4 separate regions of the Homo sapiens genome follow, and regions 1, 2 and 3 are each linked to region 4. A link is a loop called in an ENCODE intact Hi-C map of the cell type or tissue named here. Cell type or tissue: PC-3. All regions are shown on one strand.

Evidence for each region. Peaks named below come from ENCODE experiments on the same cell type or tissue, not always from the same donor. Only the 100,000 strongest peaks of a DNase experiment are listed, where the experiment ranks them.
Region 1: a loop joins it to region 4, with 5 times the contacts of the local background. A loop is called at or near these places in 5 of 110 quality-filtered maps.
Region 2: a loop joins it to region 4, with 10 times the contacts of the local background. A loop is called at or near these places in 27 of 110 quality-filtered maps.
Region 3: a loop joins it to region 4, with 5 times the contacts of the local background. A loop is called at or near these places in 2 of 110 quality-filtered maps.

What each region holds. Positions count from the first base shown.
Region 1 is chrX:45,705,829-45,713,828 of GRCh38, forward strand. No RefSeq gene overlaps it. Among named protein-coding and RNA genes, the nearest start is that of MIR221, 36 kb to the right of the region's middle. RefSeq lists an enhancer at 4,294-4,393. In PC-3, no CTCF peak of the experiment used is centred here; DNase peaks (open chromatin) are centred at 4,373, 4,813, 5,583 and 6,423; H3K4me3 peaks cover 1,056 bases; H3K27ac peaks cover 5,808 bases.
Region 2 is chrX:45,319,414-45,327,413 of GRCh38, forward strand. It overlaps LOC105373191 (a long non-coding RNA gene), which reads left to right and starts at 5,540. Exons shown (of 3, transcript XR_002958824.2): 1 at 5,540-5,805; 2 at 6,080-6,188. In PC-3, a CTCF peak has its summit at 3,146 (motif pointing right); DNase peaks (open chromatin) are centred at 3,188 and 4,178; H3K27ac peaks cover 3,902 bases.
Region 3 is chrX:45,693,331-45,701,330 of GRCh38, forward strand. No RefSeq gene overlaps it. Among named protein-coding and RNA genes, the nearest start is that of MIR221, 49 kb to the right of the region's middle. In PC-3, no CTCF peak of the experiment used is centred here; a DNase peak (open chromatin) is centred at 4,491; H3K27ac peaks cover 1,517 bases.
Region 4 is chrX:45,512,237-45,520,236 of GRCh38, forward strand. The region is part of intron 2 of LINC01204 (long intergenic non-protein coding RNA 1204); the gene reads left to right. Among named protein-coding and RNA genes, the nearest start is that of LINC01204, 11 kb to the left of the region's middle. In PC-3, a CTCF peak has its summit at 3,110 (motif pointing right); DNase peaks (open chromatin) are centred at 3,475 and 5,395; H3K27ac peaks cover 6,840 bases.

The sequences.
Region 1 (8,000 bases), 190 kb after region 4:
GTAATACCGGAACATTCATGTCTGCTGATGGTTCTGCTAACTAGGAACTCTCGGTCCTCCATGTCCTGGGTGAGAAGTGTCTCAGCTCAAACCCCTCTTGGGAAAATTCTAGGAGCTCATAGTGAAATTGAAAAAATTGAGAGACCTCGTTGGTACAGAGGGAATGCTTAATGAAACCGTGAGTAGGTCCTAGTCTCCACAAGTGTTTTATCCTGTGCTGATATTTAAGCTAAGACTGGCCATTAGACAAATTATGAAGTGGATGAAGTTAATCTTTACTGTTCACACTCTCCCCTATCATCTCCTTGAAGGAATTCATCCCTAACCAATCAAATGCCCTGTTCACTAACACAACATCACTCTCAGCTCTTCAATGGCTTCCCATCATATTAGAATAAAATCCAAAGTCCATACCATAACCAACAAGGCTCTACATGATCCAGTCCCTGCCTACCTGTCCAAATTAATCATCTGCTACCATTCTCTCCCTCCCTCATTGTGCTCTAGGCACACTGGCATTCTTGCTATTTCCCAAACAGACCAAGCGGGCTCCCATCTGAGGGCCTTTGCTCTTGCTATCCTCCAAGCCTGGAAATTCCTTCCCATAGGCAGGGATATGGCCGGCTTCTTTACCCCACTTAGGCCTCTATTCAAATCTCACCTTTCCAGAGGCGCATTCTCTGACTGCCCATATAAATAGCCCATTCTCCCATCAGAGTCCATCATTCTCTTCCCCTTTGCCTTGCTTTATTTTCATATCCTTTAGCATTAATTCAATACTCTATAGGAAGTTCTTACTTTGTATGGTGGTAGGGGACCATAAAAATGGCCATGCAAGCTGAAACGATGTAAAGTAACCCTCATAATCGATGGGGAAAATAATAATTGCTCCATGAATGACCATTAAAAATTTTTTGTCAAAACAATAAAAACCCTCTTACTATTGGCTATAAATGTATAGGAAAATGAAAAAAAAGTAAGATGAATATTTATTTACTAAACTGTAATTTAAAACACTAGAGATATTGGGAATTAAAATGTTTTCATTTCTTTGTAGAAAACATCAATATTCTGAATGGACATTTCTCAAAAGAAGATATACAAATGGCCAATAAGCACGTGAAAAGATACTGAATATCACTAATCATTATGGAAATGCAAATCAAAACCACAATGAAATACCACTTCAAATCCATTAGGATGGCTACTACAGAAAAAAAAAAGAATAGCAAATGTTTGCGACTATATGGAGAAATTGGAACTCTTGCACATTGCCCATGGGATGTAAAATGGTGGAGCCACTGTGGAAAACAGTGTTGCAGTTTCCCAAAAATTTAAGCAGAATTATCATATGATCTAACAATTCTACTTCTAGGTGTCTACCCAAAAAAGTTAAAAACAGGGACTTGAACAGATATTTCCACACCAATATTCATAGCAGCATTATCTGTTTTTGTTTTTGTTTTTGTTTTGAGACGGAGTCTCACACTGTTGCCCAGGCTGGAGTGCAGTGGTACGATCTTGGCTCACTGCAACCTCTATCTCCTGGATTCAAGCGATTCTCCTGCCTCAGCCTTCTAGCTGGGACTAGAGGCGCACACCACCACACCCAGCTAATTTTTAAAAAATATTTTTGGTAGAGACGGGCTTTCAACACATTGGCCAGGCTGGTCTTGAACTTCTGAACTCAAGTGATCTGCCCACCTCGGCCTCCCAAAGTGCTGAGATTACAGGCCTGAGCCACCGTGCATGGCCTTCATAGCAGCATTATTTACAATAGACAAAAGGTGGGAACAACCCAAATGGATAAACAAAAATGTGGTATATACATACAATGGAATATTGTTTACCCTTAAAAAGAAATGAAATTCTAATACATGGATGAAGCTTAAAGATATTATGCTAAGTGAAATAAGCCAGATACAAAAGGACAAATACTGTATGATTCTACTCATATGATTATATTCATATGAGCACAGTCAAATTCATAGAGACAAAGTAAAATAGAGAATACCAGAGGCTGGGAGGAGTGGGGAAGAGGGAATTAATGTTTAATGGGCACAGAGTTTCTGTTTGGGTTGACGAAAAAGTTGTGGAGATAGATGGTAGTGATGGCTGCACAACAATGTGAATATATTTTTACATTGTGAATGCCACTGAATGATACATTTACAAATGGTTGAACTGGTAAATTGTATGTTATGTATGTTTTGCCACAATTAAAAACTTATCAAGAGTAGTTTTACAGTATGGAGATTTCTCAAAAGCTAAAAATAAAACTACTATTCTATCCAGCAATCCTACCCTTGGAATAACTACCCAGCCCCCTAAAAAAAAATCAATCTTTCAAAGAAATACCTGCACTCACATGTTTATTGCAGCAGTATTTACAATAGCAAAAATATGAGATTCAACTAAATGCCCTTCAGTGGTAAACTGGATGAAGGAAATGTGGTATACATACACAATGGAATATTATTTGGCCATAAAAAATGAAATCCCGTCATTTGCAGCAACATGGATGGAACTGGAGGTCATTATATTAAGTGAAATAAGCAAGGCACACAAAGACAAATATCACATGTTCTCACTTATATGTGGGAGCTAAAAAATCTGATCACGTGGAGGTAGAGGGTGGGAAGTTAGAGAATAGAGACTGGAACTGGAGGGGAGGGGGGAATGAAGAAAAGTTGGTTAATGTGTACAAATATACAGTTAGATAGAAGGAATAAATTCAGTGTTTGCTAGCAGAGTAAGGTGACTATAGTTAAACAAAAATTTGTTGTACCCAGGAGATGGACACCCTAAATACCCTGACTGATCATTACACATGATATACACATAACAAAATTTTCCATGTATAGCATAAATTTGTACAAACTACAAAAAGAGTAGTTTGAACAGTGCTTGCTTCTTTCTTCTCTTCATAAAACCTACAATGCAGAGAGAACATTTTTTAATATTTCTTGGTGAATAGCCATCCTCCTTTCTAAGTTTATTGGATCAGCTTCCAATATTTGTCCCTTGCATTTTCAATGTCATGAAATATCTCTGAGAGCTCTTTTAATGTGAAGTTTTTCACAAGTGTTCCTTCCTCTGGGATATATTCATCTCTTTCATCACAATCACTTTTTCATTTGTGTTCATAAGTTTGCTCTCACTAAGTTTCTCTGGCTGCATATCAAGAGCCTCTCAAAGAGCAGCAGTGTGTCCACATTGCCATGGTCAACTATTTCTTCTACAACTCCATTTACCTTTTATTAGAAGCCCATAAAGTTACTTGCATGGCATAGGAAAAGTTCCTTCCATACTGCGGGCATACTACTTGTTGTTACTTCCTGCCATGATGCTTGAATGTGTTCAAGTACGTCCCTTATGTCATATTTCTTTCAAAACTCAGCTAAAAAAATGGCATGATTTCTAGTTAGAGCATTCCTAGTCTGTCTGAAAGTACATCTAATAGGCTTTCAAATTTGAAATAACTGCGTGGTCCATTGGATGGATTAATGAGGTTGTGTTGGGTGTAAAAAGCAAATTTTCACATTTCCATTTAAGAGAATCAGGTTGACCTGGAGTGTTATCCAACAGTAGTAGTACTTTAGAAGTTCAATTATTTTGCCTAAAGTATCTCTCTACCACTGGGAGACAAAGAGGCAACACAGCTACAGGCTTTGCTTTCCTTGTGTGAACTGAGTAACAGATGCACAGTGACCAATCACTGAATGATTTTGAAAGAAGTAATGCGATTGGTCACTGATTATGATGAACATTTGTCACTTACATAGCCATTTGTGGCCTGGAGAGCTAGCAGTGAAATTTGCAGCAGTTACTCACAATTAATATGCTGTGGTGACTAAAATTTGAACTGTTTTGTTGGGAACCTGGTGTTAAATAAACCATGGTAATCAAAATTCATGCATATCAAAACAATGCAAAGTGAGAATTATCTGCATTATGTATTTCTTTGCTTATTATGTTTCCCCTATGAGAATGTAAGCTACATGGGATGCAGACTTAGCCTATTTTGTTTACAGTGATATTCACAATGCCTAGAACAAAGTGTAGCACATAGTAGGGGCTCAATAAATACTCGTAGACAAGAAGAAAGGAAAAGAAAGAGAATGGAAGACAGGAAGGAAGAGAGACAGATGTAAAAATTATCTAGCTAGATCAACTTTCGCGTGAAGATGGTGCCCAGAGAAATGAAATCACTTTCCCAAAGGTACCCTGCACTTCAAGACTTCTGATTTGGGGTTTGAAATGTACCCTCTAACCCACATTGTTCCTCTCTCTCTCTCTCCCTGTCCATGCCTTTCAGTTTATGCATTCACATGAAGATGTGAGTAATAAAGTGGTAGAGGCCTTAATCACTTGACCTTTGAGGAAGGATAAGAGCTTTACTCCAGAAGGCCACAGCCCTGTGGTGGTGATGGTGGGGGTGACATTAGGGCCTTCCCAGACTCCCTAGTATCAGACCACAGAGGCTGCTAATTCTTAGTTTATGTCAAGCTATTTGCATTTTCTTTCCTAAATGTCCTTGTGTGGTGCTACTGTCAGAGTGTACAGGATGCTGGGGTTTTTCTGCTTGTAACTCACTGCCCTGAAGTTGGGTTTCTAATTTACTCAAGGGGCTCCAGTGTCTCAGAGCAGATGGGGCAGCCTGGCCAACGGGGAGAGGAAAAGGCTGATCGGATGAAGAACTTCTGTTTCTGTGACTAAGGACTTAGTCAGCTACCTGGTTTAGGATGTACTATTTGTCAGTAAGTGGATCAGGAGGAAGCAGCACTCATTCTGGCTAGAGTAATGGTTTTCAGTGCATTTTTTACTCATGAAATTCAAAAAGAACAGGGTGCCAGTTCAACCTTGTGGTTGAGGTTATGAATGAGAAAGGAAGCTTAAATTACCCAGAGAGGCTGTCCCCTTAGTCACAGTTTCAGAGCATTCCAGACTCCTGTGTCAATTAAACCATATTGAACTTCAATAAAATACCAAAAAGGCAAATAATGGTCTTTTTGGAGAGCTCCCTTTTGCCCTACCCTTTTGATTGCGCTCTGTCTCTCTCCCCCATCTCTCCACCTCCTCTCTCCTTTCTCCCTCCCTCTCTCCCTCTCTCTCTTTCCTTTTTTCTTTCTTTCTTTCTTTTCTCTCTCTCTCTCCCTCCTTTCTTTCTTTCTTTCTTTCTTTCTTTCTTTCTTTCTTTCTTTCTTTCTTTCTTTCCATTCTTTCCATTCTTTCTTTTCTTCCTTCCTTTCCTTTTGTGGAAAAAGTAGCCGTTCTTTATAAGAATAAAATCACGTAAGTAATTAATTGGAAATGACCTTAGCTGATCTAAAGATTCTAAATCCAAGCTCTGTGTAAACAACTGATATATGTTTTCTTTCATTTTCAGATCCTTTGCCTTTTCACTTTCTCCCTCCATCTTCCTCCCTCTCTCTTGTACCCTCAGATCGCCACGCTTTGGACCTCCCACGAATGGTTTGAACCTGAGGCATGAATTGAGCTTGACTCCCTTGAGGGAGAGTTGCGAGAGGTCAGTGGTGCCTGAACCTTTTCTTGTTAGATACTCTTACAGAAGTTTTGATGAAAAGAATGAGTTGGCCAGAATTAGTCTTGGTTTGGTACATTTCCAATATCTGTGCTTTTCCTGGTTGTCATTAGCATAAATATTTGAGAGTCAACACTGAAAGAATTTGAAAAACGTATTGACTGAAGATTTTTGTCACAAACACTCCATTTCAACTGGCATCTTTCACTCTTTGAAAGGTCTCTCATTTTAAATACCACTTTCTTCTTTTGTCCTATTGAATTTCAATTATGTGCAAAGCCTTTTGGGGAGACACAAAGATGGATAGGACACAGTTCTTACCCTTACTACCAAAAACCATGCAGGGAGATAAGAGTCAGGTTGGCAAAAAGCTAAACAAACACAAGGCTAAACTAATAGTTAAAAAACTCAAAACAAGAAAGGGTCCATGGAGGCCCTGTTTAATTTTCAGTTTACCTCTACAGGCAGAAAATATCAAAGGAGGTCTGAGGAAAAAGGAATGCCTTGGGGGTTGTGGTAAGGCCAGGATGGAAAGAGGAGTTCAGATCAGAGATGCGTCTGGAAAAATTTGGAAGGCAGAGTTGCAGGGGAAGGTATTTTAGGGGGAAATTATTTGGGCAAACAGGGCCACCATGTGCAGTTGTGCAGGTTGTGCAGGCTATGCAATATACAACTATAGGGGTTGCCATTCACATCAAAATCTCTGTGTAGAAAACAATCTCTGTGGCCACTGGTGGCAACCCTGGGACAAAAGTCTAAGAGATATACAGTGCAAAGCCTCCGTGGACATAAGAAGTAGACTTGTTACCATGATGTAAGCCCTGAGAGGGCAGGGACTGAGCCTTATCTTTGGATCTTCAGAGCTTTGCAGTGTCTGGCACATATTAGGTATATGAGACATGTTTCCCAAATAAATGAACTCAATCTTGCCCAATCCCCACCAGCTGGTTGTATGAATGAGGGTGAGGTCACAGAATGGGGATAACTCAGATTTCTTTGACAACTCTGGATAATGTTGGGCCTCAGCACCAAAAGTGGCCCCCTCCCAAATCATTCTAGTTACTTCCAGGATCTTACAGAGAGTTTAATCTGTGTTTCCGTACTGTACTCTCTTTTTCTTCCATTCTGGTCTTTATCCAATGTTTTGAGAGGGACAGCACTTCAGTCATGCCCACTCTGCAGACCACCACCTTCTCTGTGAGTACAGTGTACCTTCCTAGGTGCTTTTCTCCGTGTCCGCAAAGCTGCTACAATGGAGACCATGATGGTGTCATGGTCCCTTCTGACCTCTGGGATTGAAGCCTTATTGATACTACAGAGAACTGTGGAGAATGGCCTTTTGCCCTCCATGGTCATACACATGGAAATGAGGCTGTGTCATGTTTCTCATGTCTGATACAGCCCTCCTTAAAACAATGTCTTCAGCTTCTTCCTGCCTCAACACTGAGCAAAAGATGAACACTATGCAGCTCTTTCTACCCTCCACCCCTATGTTTCTACTTTTGCAAAAGGAAACACAATGAAAAGCATGGGGCGTGTATGGGAACATGGAATATTTTAGTTTGGATGAAGCAAGAGGTATATACAAGTGAGAGTGGGCAAAAGCTGGCCCCAGTGGAGACTGAGTCAAACAGTGAGGATGGATGCATGCAAACCCATAAACACTAGTGGAAAATCATCTAAAAGCTATTTGAGGGGGAGCCACATTTTTAAGTATGAAGAAAAATATTATTATGACTGATGCTATGAACTTAGTGTGGCCCCACCAAAATCATACATTGAAGCCCTACTCCCCAGTGGGATGGTATTTGGAAGAGGGGTCTTTGGGAGGTAATTAGGTATTGGGGGGGGGTGGAGCCCTTGTGAATGGGATTAGTGCCCGTATAAGACGAGATATGAAATTGAGATCCCTCTCTTAACCATCTGAAGATACAATAAGAAGGTAGTCTTCTGCAACCCAGGAAGAGAGCCCTAACCAGAACCCATCCACGCTGGCACCCTGATATTGGACTTTCAGCCTTGAGAAGTGTGAGAAAGTAAGTGTTTGTTGTTTAAGCCACCCAGTCTGTGGTATTCTGTTATAGCAGTTCAAGTTGACTAAGACAGCTGGTTAAAGATATAACAAAAGTCTAAGCAGAATCGGACAGTGGAGTTACACAAACCTAGGTTTGGGTCTCAGTGACCTTGGTTAAATCATTTAACCTCAGGGACTCTTAGTTTCCTTATCTGTAAAATAGTCATACTACCCATCTCTCAGGTTCTTTTATAAGAATAGTGCTTATGAAATGCTTAGTACAAAACCTGGCACATAGTAAATATCCAATAAAATGGCCACCAAAAACTAGTGTATTGTAAGGCATTCTCACTTCTAAGGTAATGTTTCATCAGGCCGTATAATAAGTAAGCAAAACTGTAGATTAGGTAGTTTTTTTGGGCTCCTTGCATTCTCTTTTCC
Region 2 (8,000 bases), 190 kb before region 4:
TTAAATGGCAAAAGTGTTAGAAGAGCCTGAAGAGCAAATTAAAGAAGCACCCCTAGGGCTGAAGGCACTATGAAAAAGATAATGTTAACAGAACACAGGAGCCAAGGCCACCTCGAGGGGACAGAATCATGACAGGAGCCTCCCAGCAAAAGCTGGGGCCATGGAGGGACACAATCACCAATTATTGCGAGGGATACCACCTAAAGAAGGATTGGGGGATAGGCGGGAGATTGAGCTGGCAAGCATGAATGAGCATGGGAGAAATACATTGGTTTCCCCCTCTTTTATCTCTAGTCTTTTACCAGGGCCTCCCACTAATTGAATCTAACCAGAAGCCTGGGCAGTATAATTTGCACCCTTCAAACCACCATGATACAGAGCAAAGCAAGGGAAAAATGGGGAGTGGATTGGAAAAACAAATACACAGTAATGGTAATCACTTTGTTGAGCCTACTCCAGCCATAGAGGTTATTAGCAAAGGTGAAGAAGTGGGTGTTTGACAGATAAGAGATGTCTTGGGTAGGAGAGCTGCATTCTTTGTAGAATCAAGTACTTACATGCTGTTCACTATGGATGGGACAGGAAACAGAATGAACAACCCTTGCACTTAGAAAGCTAATAGCCTAGCAGGAGAGTCAGGCCATTAAAATCTATAATAAACTTATATATATATACACAAAATAATGTATATTATATATTACTTATATTAGACTACTATATAGGTATAGTAATGTATAATATAAAATATTTATTATGTATTTATAATAGATAAGGCACTATGGGAACATATAGTTGGGAGACCTAATCTCCTGGGACAATCAGAAGGTTTCCTGGAGGAAATAATTAAGAATGAGTGGGAGATGGAAGCAGAAAATGAAAAGTACAAGAAAGGGAGGAGATGAATTCAGACCAAGGAACAGCATGCACATTGTGGCTTGAAGTGGGAAGAGAGGAAATGCTGAGACAGAACAATGGCTGTGGGGAGAAGCAGGGGATGTTGCTGGAATTGGAACTGGGGAGGAAGGCTAGATGATGTCACAAAGGGCTTTGTGGGCTGTGTTGGAGTTTAGACCTTATGCTAAAGGAGATAGGATGTTGCTGAAAGGTTTGAACTAGGGAAATAACAATCAGATTTATGGTTTAGAAAGGTCGTTCCAGACTGGTGGTTGGGAGAGCAGGTAGGACATTATCTAGGTGAAAGAGGATGCTACCCTGGACCAGTATAGTGAATGAGGGTGAAGAAAAGTTCTAGAGATACTTGGAAGGTTGAAACAGCAATGCTTTAATTGGTGATTGATTGGCTATATGGGTAGGGTTAATAGGAGAGAAGGATTACGTTTGGGTCCCGGATAGATAACAGTGCTGGCTGTTAAAATGAAGAACACAGTCAGTGAGGCAATCTGGATGGTTACGAATCAAGGGCTGGGCAAACATTTTCTGTAAAGGGTCAGATAGCAAATATTTTGAGCATGGTGGGCCAAAGAGCCTCTGTTGCAACTACTCAGCTCTGCCATTTTAGTGTGAAAACAGATGTAGACAATATGTAAACAAGTGGGTATGGCTGTGTCCAAATAAAACTTTTCAAAAACAGTTGGTGGGCCAGGCGCCATAGTTTGCCTACCCCTGGTTAAGAAGTGAGTTTCCTATTGTATTTTAAGTGAGTTTCCTGGTTAAGAAGTGAGTTTCCTTGCATTTAAGGGGATAGAAGACATCCAGGTAGAGATGTTGAGTAGACTCTAGGCATGGGAGGGAGTCCTCCTACTCCTCTCTTGGCCTCATCTTCCACCCTGTTAAAAAAAGTAGCTACAAAAGCTCAAAACCAAACTTCATTACAAAATGGTTATCTTCCTGTGGGATAGCTATTAGAAGTTTTTTTGGGGGTGGGGGGACAGGGGCAGGGAGGAGAAGAAGGTTGACTCTTAAGAAAACCCAGTACCTTATATTTTGACTTTTTTTTCCTGCCTTTTTGTTTCTCCTTCTATTCTTATACCAGATGCTTCATATGTACATCATTTAGTTATTGTGCTAATACTATTATTTTCTCTTGTTGGTAAGACAGCATTGTCTTCTGACATATATTATGTGTCCACAGTCTGCTGAACACTGACACAGTACCTGGAGATACACAGATGGATATGGTGGTACCCAAGAGTGCCCACACTCTAGTGTGGGAAAAACTACATTAAAAATTGTCCCATGATGTCATGTGAAGGAGGTAACAATGGAGGTTTGACCATAATTCTATGAAAAGACACAGGGAGAAGCTTGTAGTTATTCCTGCTGAGTGGCTGGGTGGGTGGGTAGAAGGTTTCTTAAACTATATGCCTTGCAAAATTAGTCAGATTAATCAACCAATTGTAATGTTGATGGAAGTGGGACGGGTAGGGTTGTGGGATTCTCACAGAAGAAACATCATGGATAAAGGTATGGAAATGTGAAGATGCAGGGTCTGTTCAGAGGAGAGTAAAACCGGGGTCTCCTAAAACCCTGGCACAACTGGAAAGACTTGGGATATTTCTTGGGTGAGAAGGTTTCTGGTATTGAATTTCCACTTTCTTTTTCATGAGTCAGACAGGCAGAGCATTTGGCTGGTAGGACAAGGGCTTTGTTAGTGGGGTTGGGGGGTCTGGGGTGCAGTAGAGTGCTTAGTTGGTCCAGGGGTTTGATGCCACGAAGCTTGCCCACATCCATCTGGGGAGCTGAATCATGGCTTACATTTCTGGTTGATCCACTGGAAGTAGAATATTGCTAAGGGACACTCAGAGGACTTTAAGCAGGGTCTCAGATCTCTGCGCTTTCTGGTGGAACCCAGTAATTCAGATAATGTGGCTTCTGAGAATTGTTCCCAAAATGGGAGAAAATAGCTTATGGTAAACACGAACAAATCAATGACTTCCATGCTGTGGTTATGGTTAAAAGATTTTTAATATTTTTTTGTTAGGAGGAACCATCATATGTAAAAAGGAGTTCATTGTATCTGCTCAAACCCATGTCACTGTCCTATAGTCTGAATTTTTGCTGTGAACACTAAAGAAAACATTTAGCAAATTGAAGTCAACCATGCAATGCAGCAAAAATTCTAATAATGCTTTGCATCTCTTCCCCAACTCAGAGGCACTGAGAGAAACAGAATGTGCCTCAAGATGGAGCCCTTGAACCACAAAGTTTAGAAGCAAATTCAGTGACTTTGTAAACTTGCCAGGCACAGGCAAAGTTGCAGCTGCTGGTCAAAGCTGGTGGCATTTCTCATGTAGAAATCAGAAGGTGTGGGAAAGCGGTATCCCCTATCCCCTAAAGCTTTCACGAGGGCCAGGCAAACCTGAGGGGCAGGCTGGTATGGCAGTTTTCAGACTTGGGCTCCAACAGCTCACAGGGTTATAAAGTTAAATCAACAGGATAAATAATTTTACTTGTATTAATAAATATACTTATTTCTCTAACAAAGTACATATTTCCCTCTTCTTAAGCCCATCTCAAATGGTAAAATCACTACTTGAAATTTTAATAATCCTCTGTGATCCCTAGTAGGTTCTTACTGGTATATAAGTACTTTCCTTAGACATGAGGGAATGACACACAAAGGAAGCATCAAGTAGGAGGCTACTGCAATACCCAAGTAAATGGGATGCTCCTCACAGCAGGGCAGTTTCCCTGCTGCCTAGAGAGGAAGGTGGCTCAATGCAGGAAGAAGAGCTAGGGCCTCAGCATCTGCCATGTCTAGGCTAGAGTCTGTCTCTGTCCTTTCCTAGCTATGTACTCTCAGGCTGGCTTCTCAACCTAATGATAACACTTCCAGATCTTAAGGATTGAAGATAATGCATTAAAGTGCCTGAGGCTTGTGCCTATGAATAAAGTGCCTACTACTGGTTACTGTTGGAGCAGCCATGTCTACATGTTCAAGCTGTGCACTGAACAAGACATCACATGTATGGAGGTGCCATTCACACTTTAGACATATGATGTATATCAATGCAGGTGAGCCCCAGAGCAACACCCTTTACATCGACCCACACTGGTCCATGCAGCCATGTGCTTATGGGGCAAGCATGTGGACAGGCATGAACTATTGCACATGTTTGCAAAGCTGTTACCTGCCCTGACTATACCTATTCTTTCGCCCCTCCCACCTGCAGACCCAAATAGAAATCTGATACAGTCACCCCTCCCACTTTGGCAGGGAAGGTTCAGTAAATAGGCTGTTATTACCAGGAGCCTGCATGACTCAAGCAAGCAGGTAAGCAGGGGTTCTTGGATAACAGCTCAGGCTGTGCAGCGTCTTTGCCTGGTTCCTCACAAGCCTTTCATGCTCTAGCCAATGGCTTAGGAATGATCCATGGAACTGCCTTTGGGGAGTTTTCAGCTGGATGGTAGCAATCTTCCCAGCATTAACCCCATCCCCACCCTTCCCACTCTTCTACAAGTGGACCATCGGCCACATAAAGGGCCATATGCCACACTTTTTCTGGCCCAGCTGTGTAAGCTTGTCCACCTTAGCTACTGCTAAGTGACATCAGGGTCTATCACATTATCGATAGCACAGACTTTTGTTTGCTGATATCCTATTAATTAATTACACTTAGTAGTGCTTTGTACAATTTTTAGATATTGTTATCCTTGTGTTCTTTCTACTTCTCATCTTCTTTCATTTTTTCCTTTTTTCCCCTAATAATCCTCTTTGCCTTTTTTCTTTCTTACTGAGGTTATGTCTTTCTTATAACTTTGTCCTTCCCCATCTTCTCTTCATTCCTCATGTCAGTTTTCTCTTCTCAGTCCATAGCTCTTCTCTTCTCCATGTTTCTTCTTCTTTCTTGTTCAATTCCTTCCCCTCTCTCTATGCTTTCCTTCCCACTCAGTTTTTTCTTTCATTCAGTTTTATTTCCTCCTCCACCCTCACAAGCACCTTCTCGATTTTTCCCTCCCTTATTCAATAGCTTAGTTTCTCCCAGGGATACTGGCGTTAAAGAGTTCTGGTAGATGGAAAGTCACAAAGGTGGGGGCGCTAGGTGCCCATTTGGTCCAAGCCAGGTCCTGCAAATGTCCATTTCACTTCAAATCCTTAAAACAAAGACTAATGGAATCCAGAGAAGTGGCCATCATGGATCTAGTCTATAGAAAATGTGTAAATTCCCTGTAGCACTGGAGCTGAGAATTTAGACCTAGCCCAGGTTCAAATCAAAGTTCATGGCTCTTTTCCGCTTGAAATTACAGAGAAGTCATAGAGTCTCTTTAGGACTAGCCTGATGGTCTTGACCTTTTTTGAATGTCAGGGTCTCCTTTGAGAGTGTGCTGAAACTTTTGAATCCTCTTCTCAGAAGAATGCACATGAGCTTAAGATTTTGCTTACAAAGTTAAGGAGTCCACAGACATCCTGAAGTCCATTCATGGGTTCTCCAGAAGCCCTTTGGCTGGAGGTTGGACCATATAAATTCAAACTCCAAAGGATGACTTGTCTGCTTGGGCCGGCAATTGGTGTGATAAATTGTAAGGTGGAGAACTGAGGCAAAATGTTGCGTTTCAATACTAGAGCTAAAGACTCTGGTAAGAGTTTTCTAGATTGAGGAGATAGATATTGGTCAGGTTTTGCCTGCTCTATGAATTTCCTGCTCAAAGTGAAGACAGGAGCCTTCACATTTCATAGTTTGTCCTTTTCTGGCCATTTGGAAACCTGACTGTTTTGACTGTACAAACTTACAGCTGGGGCCTGAGCAGTGAGCAGAATGGAATGTCTATCAGGACAGCCGTAGATTTCCACAGCTTCCTGCTTTCGTCAGCTTCAGCTTAACATCTATTATTGTGAAGAGTAGGGTAAGGAGGTCATTTTCTTTGTCCAAACTTTTTGATTCAAGGTGGTTTTTTCCATGTGAAAAATAAACGTGGGAGGAAATAATCCCATTTATCCATTTTGGGGAATAATTTATTTGAGAAGTCTGAACTCTGGGCCCATTTTATTGAATCAGTATGGCCCTGTGAAGTATATTATGGTTTAATTTTAGTCATGGTGCTTATGCTTTGTTTGTACCCTTGGTGCAAATTTAGTGTTTTCTAATTAATTTGTTTTCTTCTTCTCTCTGCTAATTAGGTCTTCCAAGTTTATAAGAAGAATCAGATTTCCAAGAGCAATTTACCCCTTTCTTCATTCTGTTAGGCATTATTTGGAATGGCTTTTCTTCGATGAATTCAATTAACAGGTATTATGAGCATTTCTGTGTAACATCCTGTTCCAAGGAAACAGGAGCTGAAGAGAACAACACACGACCCTTGCTGTACCCAGGGTGTGTGTGTGTGTGTGTGTGTGTGTGTGTGTGTGTATGTGTGTGATGCAGATGATGCATATGTGTCATGTGAGTCATGTGTGTGTATGGGGATGGGGAATTATTGAGAAGAGAAGAAAGCAAGGAGTAGGAGAGGCAAGGGCAGGTGGAAATTCACCAGGTTGAGAGACTAGTCCCTAGGCTGGCAGTTAAAAATCTGATGTACCCAGTCCAAAAGGGTTGGGTGAAAACAGAAGGTGCTGGGAGAGCTCAATTTTACAGCTGGAGACACCCAGAATGTTAGGTTGATGGCTGCATCAGTAACTCTCGACTCACTTGTTGGTGGCAGAGATTCCCATTTCTCTCTAGCTGACAGTGTGTCAGGACTGGGTGAAGGTATCCTGGGCTCACACTGTACAGTGCTGAGGAAGGCAGAAGATGACTGGCTAATGATGTTAAGAGACTTGGAGAACAGTGGAGTGGGAGGAGCAGGTATGAGGGAAAATTATAAGTTCCATAGAGCACATTTTCTTAAAATTTACAAGTGATGAATTATTCATGCTTCACCAAGAAGAATGCTGTATCTTAGGACTTTTCACAATTGTCTTCAGTTATTGTTATCAACACAATTACAGTTTTCTCCTTTTAACTGTCTACTAACATGGCATGTTGTCTAAGTGAATCAGGTATGTTTAATCATGATTGCAAACGCCAGTGTCATGTGAATCCTTCTGAGTATAGATAGCAGTGTGGGCTGGGCACGGTGGCTCATGCCTGTAATCCCAGCACTTTGGGAGGCCGAGGCGGGCGGATCACAAGGTCAGGAGATCGAGACCATCCTGGCCAACATGGTGAAACCCCGTCTCTACTAAAATAGAAAAAAATTAGCCAGGCGTGGTGGTGTGCACCTATAGTCCCAGTTACTTGGGAGGCTGAGGCAGGAGAATCGCTTGAACCCGGGAGGTGGAGATTGCAGTGAGCTGAGATCACGCCACTGCACTCCAGCCCAGCGACAGAGAGAAACTCCGTCTAAAAAAAAAATAAAAAATAAATTAAAAAAAGAAAAGAAAAAGCAGCATGGAGAAACCCTTCCTCAGCTAACAGTGGAACTTTAGGGTCTGAGACTTTTGGAGAAAGTTATTTCTAAAAGACTTTAGAGTAAACTATTGTTGAGAATCTTACTCACCTTCATAAATACCTCCTCCAATAGAACTTTTTCATGGAAGTGCAAGAACCTCTTTTATCCCTTTTAGACTTGCCATTTTTCAGATTTCAGTTTGGAAGAACAGTGGCAGGGTGGGGTGGAATCCCATGTCTACACCTGGGTAAGTAACCTGTATGTGTGTTGAAGAATCAATGTGGATATCTTCAATTTTGTTTGCATAAGAAATTCTATGTAGCAAATACTTCCCCAGCCTTCTGCCACTTAGCAGTCACTCCTGTAAAACAAAGATGCTATTAGGCCTGTGGTAAGGTATATAAGAAGAGTACCTACCCAAATATCTGTACAATGTTAAATACTCTCAAGAAAAATGGACATGTTTCCCATACTTTTTTTTCTTTGAGCAAATGGTTTTATTGGATCACAAAGATTTTACAATCTTATGTAAGGACAGGTGTGAGTTAGTATTACTTGCATATATTAGTTTGATCATCATGTTGGTTCCATAACTCTCTGGTATGTGGCTGCTGGTATGGACTGACCTTTGAATGATGACTAGCAGGACCTGGAGTGGGTACAGCTCTAGG
Region 3 (8,000 bases), 180 kb after region 4:
CCTGGTTCTCTAGTACAAGGAAACAGATGAGTGAATAGAATAATTATATAGTAGAACATATTATAATAGAGTTATGTATATATGGTATGCTTGCTGTACAGGCGTGGGACATGTAACCCATCTTGGGAAAGAAAAGGTGGTCAGGACCTATATGCATAAAGGTCTCTCTGGGAAAGTGTGGAATACTAGTTACTGGAGACCTGGATGGGTGGGAGGGGGATGAGGGATGCAAAATTACTTAATGGATACAATGTTCTTCATTCAGGTGACGGATACACTAAAAGCCCAGATCGCACCTCCATGTAATATATCTATGTAACAAAACTACATTTGTACTCCTTAAATTTGTACAAAAAAGGTCTCTCTATGCCATAATACATTTTCAGACCAAGGACTGATATGTTCCTTATGTGGGCTTACCGAAGCTTTACTATGGGAAAGGAGGGAGTTGGATTTCAGAAGGCAAGAGTAAAGACCTTCACTCATTCAAGAAAAAAAATTATTGAGCACCTACTATGTGCCAGGCACTTTTCTAGGGACTTGGAACACAACATTAACCCAAACATACAAAAATCCCAGTCCTTATGAAGTCAAGTAGAAGAAAAATAGGAAACAGTGTTTCATTAGGGGAAGCACAGTGAGTTTTTTAGTTTGTGGAACTAATCTGTATTGAGTGGTATATGTATGTTGTTATGCATTTGTCAAAACCTACAGAAATTTACAGCACAAAAAGTGAACCTTAATGCATGTAAATTTTAAAAAATCAACCAGGAGGTCAGGGGATCCCAGCATGAGATGTAGACTATGACAGAAGAATCTAATGGTGTTACAAACGTAAGCCATAATTTCATGGAAGAGAATGGAGACAAAATATCCCGATCTAAGTCACTTTGAAAAATGGTGTTTCACCATACACCGTAAGACCAAAAACAAAAGGGATGATATATGAACACTATAGTCTAGTTGATAAGGTTGCTTGTCATAGGGGTACGGGTTAATAATTCTAACATGGCTGTACATGTATACTAGGATGAGCAAATAAATAAATGAGTGGTTGAGCCAGTCTTCTCACTGTTGGTGAGGAAGGTTCCAGATAAGCAAGGGGAGATTAGAATGGACTGACCCATGTGGTACTGGATTAGAGTCAGAGACATCAAGGTAAACTCATATTTAGCTTGATATAGATACAGATGGATAGATACAGAAGTAGTTGTAAAGATGAGTGCATACATGAGTTTGTATATACACATATATCTCTTAGCTCTGTCTTCTGAGAGGGCCTAAAAGCAAAGACACCCTAGTAGCAACAAGCATGCCTAGCTCCCAGATCTTGGTTTCTAATAATATTTTCTAATGAAAGAAACTGGAACTTCTTTAGAGATGTATCTTATTCTAGGGCTAGGGCAGGAAATATACACAATGAGCCTGGAGTGCCTTGAAGTGCCAGAAAGTAAGAAAGTGCTCAAATAGCAAAACAATGGTGGCATGTCAAAGGGACACAAGAGCCAACTGAAAGAGTCCCCAGTGGCTAAGGCTGGAACAATTTGAGCAACAAAATATATAACATAGTATTGGAATATAACCCAGAGTATAAAACAAATATCTGTGAGACCATACTGATATAAGTAAATGACTGAATAAATAAATGTATATATGTATATATTTATATGTATTTATATATTTACATATTTATATGTATTTATATATTTACATATTTATATGTATTTATATTTATATGTATTTATTTATAAATCCATTTATAAATAGGAGATATATATATATATAAATCTCCATTTATATAGGAGATCTCCTATATAAATATATCTCCTATACAGAAGTCCAAGTAAGATAGAGACTCCCTCCTCAAGGAGGTATAATCTAAGCCCCCACATTCTGAGCGTGGGCCGTGCCTAGTTACTTATTTCCAGAGTATGAAAAGGGAGGGTAAAGTAATTTTATAATGGTGAAACCTGACAAACACTACCATAGTAGATCAAAGTCAACATCAACAGTGATAAATCACGTTGATTAATAGTATGCATCCTTGATATAATATGATGAGAAGTACTTTCTACCTCTATGCCCGTACTCCCAAAAACCTCCAGTCTAAACATGAGAAAAACTTTCTACAAAACACCTGAGCAAAACTTTTCTCAAAACTGTCAAGGTAATCAAAAACAAGGAAAGCCTGAGAAACTACCACAGATTAGAAGAAGCTAAGGAGATATGACTGAATGCCATGTGCTATCCTGGATGGAATCCTGGAATAGACAAGGAAAGCTAACGAAACCTGTATAAAGTAAAAGTATGGAGTTAAGTTAATAACAGTGTATCAATATTGGTTCCTTAGTTGTGACAAATATAATATAGCAATCGAAGTTGTTAACAATAGGGAAAATTGGTTTAGGGTCATACACAAACGCTATTATTTTTGCAACTTTTCTGTAAAGTTAAAAGTATTCTAAAATAAAAGGTGTATTTACATTAAAATAACAAAATAATTACAGAGATTTATTATAAGCCCTATGGAAAAAAATAAAACTGGGTAAGGAAGACTGGCTGTGGAGGGAGGGGCTGGGTTTTATTTTATAGATAGTGGTCAGGGAAGAGCTCTCTAAAGAGACATTTGAATAAGCATGAGTAGCAAGTCATGTAGACACCAGGTGGAAGAGCATGCCAGGAAGTGAAAACAGGAAAAGCAAAGGATGGAGGTGGGAGTTCAGGAAGGAGCCTACTGAAAATAGCTCAGGTGCAACAGAAAGAAGGTCTGAACCAGGGCAATGGTGGGAGGCAAGAAGGACAGGGAGCAGACTTGAGAAGTCCTTATTTCATGGACCAGGAAGAAGAAAAGAGGAATAGTCCGGAAAGAGAATGGCCCCCAGCACCATGCACAGCTATCATGCCATTGTGTGGCAATGCTCAGAGTTCTATGGCTTTGCACAGTTCCACATGGCTTCGCATGGTACTTATTGAATCAAGTCTTCACTGCAACCCTGGGGTTCTAGTCCACACTTCTAAGAATCAGGACATTGCACCTCAGGTTCAGATTTGTTCAACTCACATCTTGCAAAAGCAAACTGGAGACTTGAAACTAGGCTTTCTGACTATGTATCCTCTGATTCTCCATCTTGCCCTCTGTCCTCCATACCTTCTATGACATTACCAGGGTATCATGGAGGAGGCTAAGACTGTGAATTGCAGAGTCTAGGAAGTTTGATGGAACAAAAGTCCACCCCTAAAACCCTGGGGGCAGGTCCTGGCCCAGTTTAAGCCTGACTCAGAGAGAGACTTTTAAAAAAAGTTGTATAAGTCCTGATATTAATAATGTTTCTTCATAACCTACATATAAAAGGTCAGAAGGACAGGTTTCTGCTACTATCAAGTCTAGACTTCTGGCCATCCTTTGCTATCCCAAATGGACCTCAGGGCCTCATGCCACACATTGTGTGTATGTGTGTGTGTGTGTGTGTGTGCGCACACATGCATGTGGCTGTATACCTCCTAAATTTCTCCATTGTGAAACATACAGTCCTCTTTCTCTTTTTCCAATATATACACATGTTCCTAGAGTCCCCAAGGGCTGTAACTGCTCCAAGCAATTTTTTCCAAGTCAAAAGCAGCTGGCTGTCTCTAAGTGATGAGCTGAGAGTGAAACCAACTTCAGGAAACCGTCAGGCTAAAGCAAGCCCTTCACAGCCCTCAGATCTTGAGGAGATAATGGTGGAGACTGGGAGCAGAGCAGAACCCCAAGCTCTCTATCTGAAGTCACTCTAAATCTATTTGATTATCAGAACATGTTATCATTAAATATTATCAGGTTTCAGAATCCTTAGGCCCCTGAAGCTGTTGGCCATGTCCCAAACCTAGTGTCACCCCTCCCCTCAGTCCTCCAAACCAGGATTTCTTCTCATCCCCTGAACCCCACCTTTGGCCATATCCTTCTGAAAGATTATATGGAGTGCCCTTTAGCATTCTGGAGACTTTCTGAGTATTGAGCTTTGCAAAAGAGAAACAAATCTTGAAGCAATGAGAAATTTGAGTGTGTGGAAAGATTTTTCTCAAGTATGTATTGGCCTCAATGAGGAAAATGCATGCTTATTAAAATGTTTAGTTGGTCATAATAATTTAATTTTTCTAACAATATAATTTAACTTGATCATTCTTCATTTATGTATAGATTTTTAGAGCAGTGTTCTCCTTCCTTCTCTTACTCTCTTTTCTCCTTTCTAAAAGATACATATTAATCTCTGGGCTTCATTGCCTCAAAAGTGGATTCAAGAACTTCTTCAACTGTTAAGTTACTCCCTGTTCCTGAAGGGAAATAATTGGAACATCACCATCTGCAGCCATCTTGGAGAAAGACATGATTTTGAAGGAAGGCATTCAATGAAATAACATTCTGATTTGAAGTTAAATTGTCCAAGAGCTAACTTCCTCGACAGCTCTGATTCAGGCCTCCTAAAATGTTGCACACTCTGACTCATGCTTCCTTCTGGAAATGACAAAATTTCCTCGCCACCCTGATCTAAGCCGTCTGTTCTTGGTCCTCCATGCTCTCAGGAAGGGATTGGGTCGTATGTTACATTTTTTCCATGGTGGGCAAGGAAACTCATCTTTTGTTTTTTCAAAGGGAGAAACATACACACGCGCGTGCACACACACACACACAAGAATGACACACTGAAAATTCTGAAAATTAATACCAGGCAGAGCACCCCCACCCTCCACACCCCTGGAAAATAAATGCTGTTTAAGAATTGTAGAAACAAAAGGGAGTTGATTTTTTAACCATTTATGCTCCAAATATTTTTTTAAATGTTCAATTTTCTAAAGAAAAAAATATGTAGTAACTTTACAAAGCTAACATGTTTTATTAGTTAAGGTGGTCTGAAAGAGCTTGGATTTTGTAGGTAACTAATAATCAGTGTTGAGCATCACTGATCCATTTCCCAGGGAGATTGCATTCCCTTTGTCTCTGAAGAGATGCTTGGGGGAAAAGCCATGTTGGGGAACAGAGGAGAGGAAAAGGAGGAATAAGGAGAGGAAGGGATGCAATTGACAACAATATTTTTGTGGTACTGAAATCTGTTCTAGACTGTCCCATAGCAGCCTCAAATATAAATACGTGCCAATCTGTATCTTATAATGTATAACCCAGTACTCATTAGAAACACTACTCACTGGAGTGAAAAAAAGCACCCAGAATATTAATTCAGTATAAAGATTTACCACATAGTAAATAAGGATTTATTCTGAGGATAAGAATTTTGAGACCAGAAGTTTAAGGATATTTTTCTATATTCTCAGCTATAATAAATTAAAATTTTGATAAATGCTATATATATAATGTGTATAAAGTGAAGAATGACTTGCATATATATTTACATAGCCTTACATTTGTCCTCTCAGAGTGTCTTCAAACATGAAGATTGAGAAGGAGAAAATTGCCTTACACATTCTATCTCTTTTACTTTCCTCACAACAAAGCTATGGGCATCAGTCTTGAGTTCTATTCTCAGCTCTGCTACTGGGTTATTATGGGCTAGTAATTTAATTGAAAATGGAAGAATGGATCAGATGATTCCCAAAGACCCTTCCAATTTGAAATTCTATGACCCGATGTTTTGTTTATCTCCATGGGATGTTTTCTGTTTTCAAAGAAGACGCTAAGATGTATTTCCTATTCCTGTTAACAGCTCTTGACTGTGAGCTGGGAACCCCAACGGCTCTGCCAAGCCCAAGTCCTAGGAGATAAGGCCTAGGAACAGGGTATTCACCTTCCCTACCCCATCTGGACCCCTCTCCACTGGCAGATCAGATGGCCCATGGCCTGAATCTGCTAGAGGTGTGGAGGTCTGCCAGGACCTAATGGCAGGATCCTTATGCTCATCCTTAATCACTATTAATTTGCGTTTCTTTCATATGACTTTATGAGTAAGTAAGAGAAGTCCCATTCATTCCACATGCATTTATGTGTGCGTGGTGTATGTATGCTTAAACCACTGTACTGAACACTGCGGATAGAACAAAGTTGGGTTTTCCTGAGCCCACTAGTAATTGTGCAATTGTGGTTTTGATTAGGGAGACAAAGAGACTCATAGTAGAGACCCACCATGGCCTTTGAAGTTTCACCAGTAATGATTCACTGTTTGAATCTTCTGGGCTTTTTGGACTTTCAGAGTGCTCTATTAAAAAATTCTTTTAAGTACTTGGAAGGAGGGAGAAGCCCACTCAATGGCCCTGAAGGAATGAGATGAAGAGGAGGAAGAGCTGGGGAGGGGTGAAGAGATATCAGAGAAAGGCTGGTGTAATTAATGAGGGGTGTGGATAATAAATAGGTCCCAAGAGGCCAATGCTTATAGAAAACAAAAATTTCAAATGATACATTAAACTAAGATCTGTATTCTGATGGTAGTCTATATCAGTTGCTCAACTGGCCAGCAAGCATGGAGCTCTTATTATTTTCCAGGCTCTGTTCCAGATGCTGGAGATACAGCAATGAACATAACTCTGTTGGACTAAAGGAGCTTTAAGTATAGAGAGAGAAAGAGGGGAAGGGAGGGAGGAAAGAAGGAGAGAGATAATTTTCAGAGCTTAATAATGACCAACCACTAAGAAAATAAAAGAGAAAGATAGTACAGGTTGTGAGTGGGGAGTACAGAAGGAGGTACTCTAGTCAGGATGGTCACAGGAATATTTTGTAGGAGCTAGGGCCTGAATAATGACATAGAGGTTAGCCTTGTAGATTCTGGAAGGAAGAGTTCTGACTTGAAAGAACAGCAAATGCAAAGCCCTTAACGGCCTGCTTAAGAGTCAGAAAGAAAGCCAGTATGACTGGAGCACAGTGGATAAGGAAAGAGGGTGGTAGAATATAAGGCTGAAGAAGTAGGCAGGGGCTAGCTCATGCAGGACCAGCTGATGTAATAATAAGAGCAGCTAACATTTATGGCATCCTTGGACAGTGCTAACTACTTTCTAGGGATTTGCTTCTTTTCTCCTCACACCTACCTCATGAGATTATTGCTATTTCCAGTGGTCACACAATCCGTGGTAGGTGCTAGAGCTGAGACGTGACCCCACAGTGGTCTGATCCCAAACTGGTTTTCATTCTCAATTTATTGCTACATCAAAAAATATAAGTGCCTTAAAAACCGCTTTGGGGACACATGAATGAAGCATACTCAGGATCATCATCCATCATAAGGTCTAGAAGGCACTATGAAAAGGATCCTCTTTGTATTAGTCCGTTCTCACATTGCTATAAATACCTGAGACTGAGTAATTTGTAAAGAAAAGAGGTTTGATTGGCTCATGGCTTTGCAAGCTGTACAGAAAGCATGATGCTGACATCCGCTCAGCTTCTGGGGAGGCCTCAGGAAACTTACAATCATGGTGGAAGGTGAAGGGGAAGCCAGCACTTCACATTGCCAGGGCAGATGCAAGAGAAATGGGGGAAGGTGCTACACACTTTTAAACAACCAGATTGTGTGAGAACTCACTATCACAAGAACAGCACCAAAGGGATGGTGTTAAGCCATTCATGAGAAATCCACTGCCATGATCAAATTACCTCCCATCAGGCCCCATCTCCAACACTACGGATTACAATTTGACATGAGATGTTGTGAGAACACAGATCCAAACCATATCATTCTTTAAAAGTCTGTGTAACAGTGGAGAATGGTGGCTGGGAGTACTGCCACTGGGTGGCTACTTTGTCTACTTCCTATGGGCAAAATGTCAATTTCCCTTCCTTCGCTCACACTCAACCCCCATACCACCCAGCACCACCCAATACGGTGCCAAACTGACTCTGACATCTCTTTAAATGCATTCCCTGGAGGCACTGGAGAAAGGCAAGAAACATGCTGGACAGAGCAACAGGAGCCCTTGAGTTGGGCTTACTCCTGCCTTGATCACACTGAAGAGTTGTTGAAAATAATCATTTATCTTTTTCAGCTTCCCTTTTCACACCTATGAAACAAGATTGTTCCTATTTG
Region 4 (8,000 bases):
TAAAGTAAAAAAAAAAAAAAAAAAAAAAACCAAAAACCAAAACAAAACCAAAAAACACAGGTACTCACTAGGAAAAAAAAAGATTAATTATTCTTATGTAAGCTGTCTTTACGTAATAAAGCTAAATAAGTGAAGTGAATCCAGGTACTACTTAAATTTTAAGGAAACACTTTCAGAAAAAAAAATGTGGTGGTTAAGATTAAGGATCAGGGAAGTGAAATGCATCCCACCTTCATTTACGTTTTTCAACCCATTCTGTCTAGTGTGCGCCACTCCATTCTCCCTGGTCTCCCTGATTATACATTGTTTCTTTCCAGTTTCTTCAGGCTTGACCCCATGGTCAGTGACGGGGACTTGGCACAGGTAGGGAACAATCTCTCTGTGTAGCTTACTAGCAGGCTTCATTGCCTGTGAAGGTGCTCAGTCATAGCCCATGCAGCAACTCTGCATGGTTAGTCTGCTGCTGAAAGGATGCCTGCTTCTGCATCACGATAGAATTTAGTTGTGGTTAAAGATCCCCCCAGTCTTGAGATTCTGTGAACCTTCCTGCCTCCCACCTCTCACCTTCACCAATGACTGGCCCTCCTGAGTGAGGCTGACAATGGAATGTGAGAGGCAGATGCTGAAGTTCCCTCACCCTTCTCTTAAGCACTGTCTGTGGAGATGAGAGGAAGTTCATGATGGAAAGTCACCTCAGCAGTGAGTGGTTTGGGAGTAGTAAGTAGTATTCGTTTCAAATGCCAAACTTAATTTGAAAAGGTAGCCTCATAATGAATGTCACTGTGCATGGGAGTGTTCTCAGGGATGACTCCATTTTTCTGGGATGACAGGTGGGAAGAGCCACCCAGGACTTAACAATGACGCTTCTGTGTGACAGACTGGACAGAAATCAAGCATTCTCCTGAGGCCATGACTTTTATGTTTGTCTCATGAAGTCTGAGAGAGGCAGTAGATTGGAAGAGGGGGAGTTACATGCCACAAGCAACAGGGGGCAATCTGTTCAGCGATCAGGGAGAATGGAGTGGCAATAAATCCTTGCCTGAATGCTGCGGACAGGAAAACCATGCCCCAGATGGCAGCATAAACATTCCATTATGCATCAGATGCTTGGCAGAGGACATTTGGGTCCTTGCTTTCTTCCCCAGGCATCAGAACCTTCCCTCTGAGGGCCCACAGACAGAAGATAAGGCCAGATGCCAGGCCCCAAAGGACAGGCAATGAAGCATAGTAAAAAATGGGGGCACTAGGTGAGGATTTTAGGTCTAGTCCACTGTTTACCAACTGTGTGACCTTGGGCTGGTCTTTCAATCTCTCTGAGCCTTTCTGTCTTCATCTGAAAGATTATGATATGATTTCTACTTTGTAGGGATACAGTGATGGCTAGATGAGCATCATAGGTTGTGTTCTGCAGAAGTAGAGCTTGCAGTAATAATTCTGTGCCAATGATTTATTAAGAACGTGCCCCCAGGGGAGATCAGTAAGGCAGTGGGGGAAGTAAGACAGGGGTGAGAAAGAAGCTAAGCAAGTCTCAGCTTCAGCTTGATCCTGCAGGAGAGCTCAACAGGGTACATTATACACTCAATTAACTCAACTTGGAGGGTGTTGGCTTTCCTATTCCAGTCAGTTACCAGCCAAAAGCCTGAAGGTAAGGGGTGGTGGTGAATGTAAACTCCCAGGCATTTCCAGTTCTCCGTATCTGAGGGATGGCTCCAGGTTTGGTGTGGGCTGTTAGAAGCCAAAGGACGCTGAAGCTGGGAGAGGAGTTCATAGAAAAAAAATATAAGGAATAAAAGGATCTGGACCAGAAACTAAAAATTACAGTGTCTAAGGGAAAAGCCATTTCTTTCTTCCACTAAGCACACTGTACTCTGTCCTGGAATGAGACAGAGAATAGACATACTGAATGGTCCATATTAATCCCTTTCAGAATCGCCTTCACTGTGTGGTGCTTCATACTATGAAAGACCAGCAAGGAAAGACATCTAGAAACACATCGTATTAAGAAACATTAGGTTTGTTGAGCTAGTTGCCACAAAAGAGAGAATACAGAGGAATCCTAAGGCCCTTGGAAAGAGGGAGCAGGCAGGGGCCCCTCATTGGGATTAGGCTTACTCCAAAAGATTCTCAGGAGGAATTAGGAAGCAGGGACCAATTATGGATTGGACGCTCTCAAGAAGCAGGGGCAATTTTGTGTTTGGGCATCTCAATAGTTTTTATACAGAACAAATAAGGCTGGAGCTGTCACAGGTAAGGGAACAGCAGTCACTCATGTTATTCAGAGAAGGAGAACGTTTAGTTATTTTTGTGATTACTGGGTGGCTTTATCTTTATCTTGTTCCAAATATGATCATGGAATGGTCTTGTCCCAGCACTGTTTATGTTAGTTGAGAACATCATGGTCTGGCTGCCAGCAGGACCATTTCTCACTCTCTCTGGTTGTCGGCAGGGATGTATTTTATTTCCTTCCTCAATGGCATATACTTTTTTCTCATCAAAGTTAAAAGAAACAGCCCTGCTAGTTCTACAGCAGCAGTACAAATTCTAAGGAGCATGCTAGCCCTTGTGCCACCTGGAATATGGCACAAAATATCCCATAGGAATTTCATTCAAAATTTAATACCAAGAAAAAATATCTACTTAAGGAATGATAGTCTTTCTTCTTCATGATAGCAAGGTCTAGGCAACACATCCTACTTTTTTCTTCTTCGTCTGCCTTTTAGGATGCCCAGAGCCATATTTGAAGCTCCTTTGACCTTTTTGGTTTGCACATATGCAGTCAATTTTCTCCCTGATATTAATTTTCTATTTCTATTTGGCTATTTTTTTGTTGTTGGCTTCTTCAGATCAAATTGGTGAAGGAATGAATAAATTCTGCATTAAGCCATGTTGCACAGCTTGAAGCGAACACAAAATTAGATCGTGCATTAGTTCCCAGTTATTTTATGAATGTAACGTGCCTCTCGTAATTTAAGAGGAGAGCATCTATCTTTTCTTTCTTCAATTTCCTTCCTTCCCATAACATAGCACAAAGAAATGTTAAATAGATATTATTTGGAAACTTTGTTTTTGATGGAAGATAGTTTGGGGATTCTTGCAGGCAGACAGTAGAGGTCACCATGGAGCTGTGCATGATGGAGCGGCCTCTCATGGACCTGGTAATTTAGCTGGATCGGTCTGAAATTGCATGAGGTTTAATCATTCAATTCAGATGAGTATACTTTTTGCTCTGGTCATTCAACAGACAGCACTTTGTGATGGTTGCCTTCATGTCACTTTGCTAATACAGTTGTTTGGAGGAGAGAAAGCAGCTTTTATATATTGTTTATTGAAAAAAAAAAATCCATCTTAAGCACTAAGGAACTCTGGGAAAAATGGTTACAAAATGTGTTTACTTAAATATTGTGAAACGAGGATGGAAATTCGCAGTGCAGGGTATTTGTCATCTGCTCATGACTAGCAGATGGCCGCCTCCTCCTCATCCTCCTTTGCGAGCCGAGTGACTCACATCTTACAGGGTGTGCAAAATGAAATTTCGAAACTCTCCAGAGTAGAGGTGGCAGTGCCATAACTCCATGCAGGAGGAGTGTGCCAGCCAGATTACTTTGCCAGCCAGCATGCTGCCAAAACTTCACAAAATGTCTCTCATTGGAAAAAAAAAAATGCGTTTGGATGTCTCTCCACACATGTTCAATCCACCATCTCTGAAAGGATACAGGGTATATTTCAGGCTGTGGGGAAGCCTGTGTGGGTGAAAGGGAGCAGGTGGTCTGCCGGCCCGGAGCTGGGTAGTAATCATTTCTACCAAGGTGAATCACAGAAGATGGGCTCACCTGTTTTGGCTTGTCAGCCCCAGAATGTTTGCAGGTCTGCCTCCAGCCATCAACAGAGCTGTCATATGCTCTAATAAATAAGAGATTAAATACAGTTTAAAGAGATACAAGTCATTTACGTTCAAAGTTTTTCTTTTTCTCTTTTGTTTAATTAAAAGAAACTCCAGATCTGCTACACCAAAAAATAAAGGCTGTATTACAGGCAATTGTACTTGTTTTAAAAATAGAGCCCTGCCAGTCAGGTGGACTAACAGATAACTTGATTTTTAGCTGCAGATTCTACTTTCCTTCATCTGATAGCTAGTCACCGAAGATTTCTCCCTCATCTCCACCCCCCACCAATGAACTGCACCTCCCAATATTTACCCCTTTGTGTAGTATCCTCCTTTTGAAGTCAAAAGAAGTCTTTGAGCTTTCACCTGGGTCTCTTGGAACACGTGCTCTGGAGGAAACCCACTGCCATGTAGGAAGTCTGACTACCCTGAGACCTCTATGTTTTGAGGGAGCCACATGTCACATGAAGAGACTGCATGGAGAGAGAAATTCCTGGCAAGCCCCTAGGTGTTTCAGGCTGTTGAACAAGATGTGACTAAAGAAGCCATCTTCAACATCCAGCCTAGTTGAGTCTTCTGATGACTCCAGCCGCCATCTACTGCAACCACCTGAGAGAACCCAAGAACTACCTAGCTGAGCCCAGTCAACCCATACAACCATGACAGATAATAATACAGACGGTCCCTGACTTATGGTGGTTTGACTCATGATTTTTCAACTTTAAGATGGGACACAATCATTCACATTCAGTATGCTCTTTGACTTATCTTGGGGCTAAGTCTGAATAAACCCATCATAAGTTTAAAATATTACAAGTCAAAAGTACATTTTCAACTTATAATGGGTTTATCCAGATGTAGCCCCATGGTAAGTCAAGAAGCATCTGTAAATTATTTTAAGCCACTATGACGTTTTCCCCAAAACATAGATAACCTAAACACTGTGACACTTTACACACACACACACACACACACACACACACACACACGAGAGAGAGAGAGACAGTGAGAGAGAGATCAAGTGGCTAAACAGTAACTGATTAGCAGATTATGTTAAAACTTAGTAGTTGGAAGCACTTTTGTTGTGGCTTGAACCTCAAATATTTTCTAGGAGACCTTAGACTCTAGTGGTATGATGAACAGAAACTCGTGAGTATATATAACACAGTGAATTTAAAAAATGCTCTTTGGTGCTGCATGAGATGGGGGCATACTCTATGAAGCTAAGGAGTAGCAGAGAACCTGGAAGTAATTAAATACAGCAGTACACTTGTCAGCCGTGGGGCCTCCATTCTTTGTTTATGTTGAGTACCTAGCCATCTGAAACATGTAGGTAACTGGAAGATGAAAAAAAAAGGTCCTGACAAGTTATTTAGAGTAATGAAGAGAGAATGTTATCAAAAAAGATTAAAGGTTCTGTATTAGGAGAGCCTAGCTGAACAATGGTTAAGGAATGGCAGCATGCAAGAATGTTAGTGCCAAAGAGAAAGACACATATTAGTCATTTGTAGGATCGGGTTACAGCCAATGAGAGAGGGAGAAGAAGGGGCACAGAGAGCAAGGGAGTCAAGAGGAACAGACCTAGGATGTATAAATGGTAGCATTTTTAGGTTAAAATCTTTCCAGTCAACCACAACCGTTACATTGAAACAAGCAAAGTTTGGTGTAGCAGAAAGGGTACCAAAACACAAATTGGAAGGTCTTTGTTCAGCTACTAACAGGTAGTATAAACCTGGCAAGTCACTTATCCTCTCCAGGTCTCAAGAAGACATATCATAAATTATAAAGGATTTTACAAAGGCAAAATATTATTGTGAATTATAAGAAAATTAGGAGTTGTACTTTATGAAATCTAAACTTCCTTTCAGCTGTAAAATCTTGTGATCCTAAACTATGAAAACAGAAGACAGTTTTAAATTTTAAAAATTAGATAACTAGGCTTGTAAACTGAAGTATGTATAAAATCTGTTATTGAAATTAGGTAATACATATAGAAAAAAATTTAGGAAAGGGCAAGGATCTTTATTTTATTTCCTGATATATCCCAAGCATTTTGAACAATGCCAACACGTGGCAGGCACTAATAAAAATACTTGTAGACTACATTAATAAGCAATTCCTGAAAAACCTAGGGAAAAAGTGACCTAAAAAGTAGTCATATCCACTATGTCTGTCCTTATCTTTTGTTTTTACAAGTTTTTCTCAGTTCTATTGCTTTGGCAGACACTGATAGCCAAATTTCTAAACAATACTTAGTCTTGCTTCTCTTTCTCATTTTAAAAGATAAATAAGGAAGCATATATTTTTCCCGATTAATGTTAATTCCTTAACTTATGATTTTTTATTTAAACGTTTTTAAAGAAAAAATTCAAACACATAAAGTAAATAGAATATCCCTTACCCAGATTCCGTAATTATCCACATTCTACAACTTTAGTTTCATTTATACTTCCACTACTTCTTACTCCCACTGGACTATATGTGATTGTGTTTTAAAGTAGATTTCCCCCCATCTAATAAAACAGAAGCTATTAACTGTTTAGTATTCTGCTTATCTTATCCTAGTGTACTCATTCGTGGTGTTTCAATTTCCCAATTTTTCAGTACATTACAAAGTTGCAAAGAACATCCCCAGGGTGCTATTTTTTCTGACTCTGGATTAAGTAACATTGCAATAATTTTAGAAAGGCTCTCTCTTAATGATTCCTTTGTATCTAGGGTTTCATAGCTCTTCTCTTTAGAAAGGGATTCACATCAGTCAGGGTTCTTGGTTGCAAACATCAGAACTTACTATGGTTGGTTAGGCAGAAAATATGTCTAACATATATTATTAGATGTCTCAATAGAACCTCTTGGAGGAACAGACCAGCCTCAAAGATATATGGGAAGGCACAACACCAAAATGATGCTGCAGGATGGGTCCAGAAAGGATGCCACCATTGTGACCACTGGGCACAGACACCACAAATTGTCCCATTGATCCTGGACATGGATGCTGAACTGCTGCCATCACTGCCCCTGAAAGTCATTGCTTCTGCCATCATTTTCTTTAGAGACTGGTGAGACTCCACAGAGTTTAGAGACTCCACAGTGTCTGTTTCCTCATATTTGTCTCTTTTAAACTCATGTGAGTGCACCTCATTGGCTGAGTCTAATACAAATATTTACACCTTAGCTTCAAGAAAGGCTGGGAAAGTGAGTTTGGGACTCCTGTGTTGGGAAAGCAAAGCTCATAAGGTGAGCCATTCCTCAAACTCAGGTGTTCCAAAGGTCTGGATGGCTGCAAATTATGACATGTGTTTATTAACATATCTTTAAATCTAAAATGATCTTTGAAGGAATTCTTAGACTGTATGAAAGGGAAAACACAGCTGACATTTTTACCTCCATACTATGAACAATTTGTTCATTTCTTCTAAGGTTAAAAAAATTGCAATTCTTTTTTTTTTTTTTAAGATGGAGTTTCACTCTCGTCGCCCAGGCTGGAGTACAATGGCGCGATCTTGGCTCACTGCAACCTCCACCTCCCCAGTTCAAGTGATTCTCCTACCTCAGCCTCCCAAGTAGCTGGGATTACAGGTGCACGCCACCCCACCCAGCTAATTTTTGTATTTTTAGTAGAGACCAGGTTTCACCATGTTGGCCAAGATGTTCTCGATCTCCTGACCTTGTGATCTGCCCGCCTCAGCCTCCCAAAGTGCTGGAATTACAGGCATGAGCCACCATGCTTGGCCAAAAATTGCAATTCTTTTAGTTTTTTTGTTGTTCACCTATACTATTTTACCTTGCTTTAATATCTTTTATCTTCTAGATCCTCTCTAAAACCTTCAAACCTCTCAATCATCTTAGAAGTCTTCCCCATGTAATAGCATTCCCTCTTCTTCTCAGCCTCCCCTGGTCTACCACCTTGTAGTTTTTCCTTTTCTTTTTTCTTTTTTGTATTTTACTTTAAGTTCTGGGATACATGTGCAGAACATGCAGGTTTGTTACATAGGTATGCATGTGCCATGGTGGTTTGCTGCGCCTATCAACCCGTCATCTAGGTTTTAAGCCCCGCATGCATTAGATATTTGTCCTAATGCTCTCCCTCCCCTTGCCCTGCCCCCCCAGCCCCCGA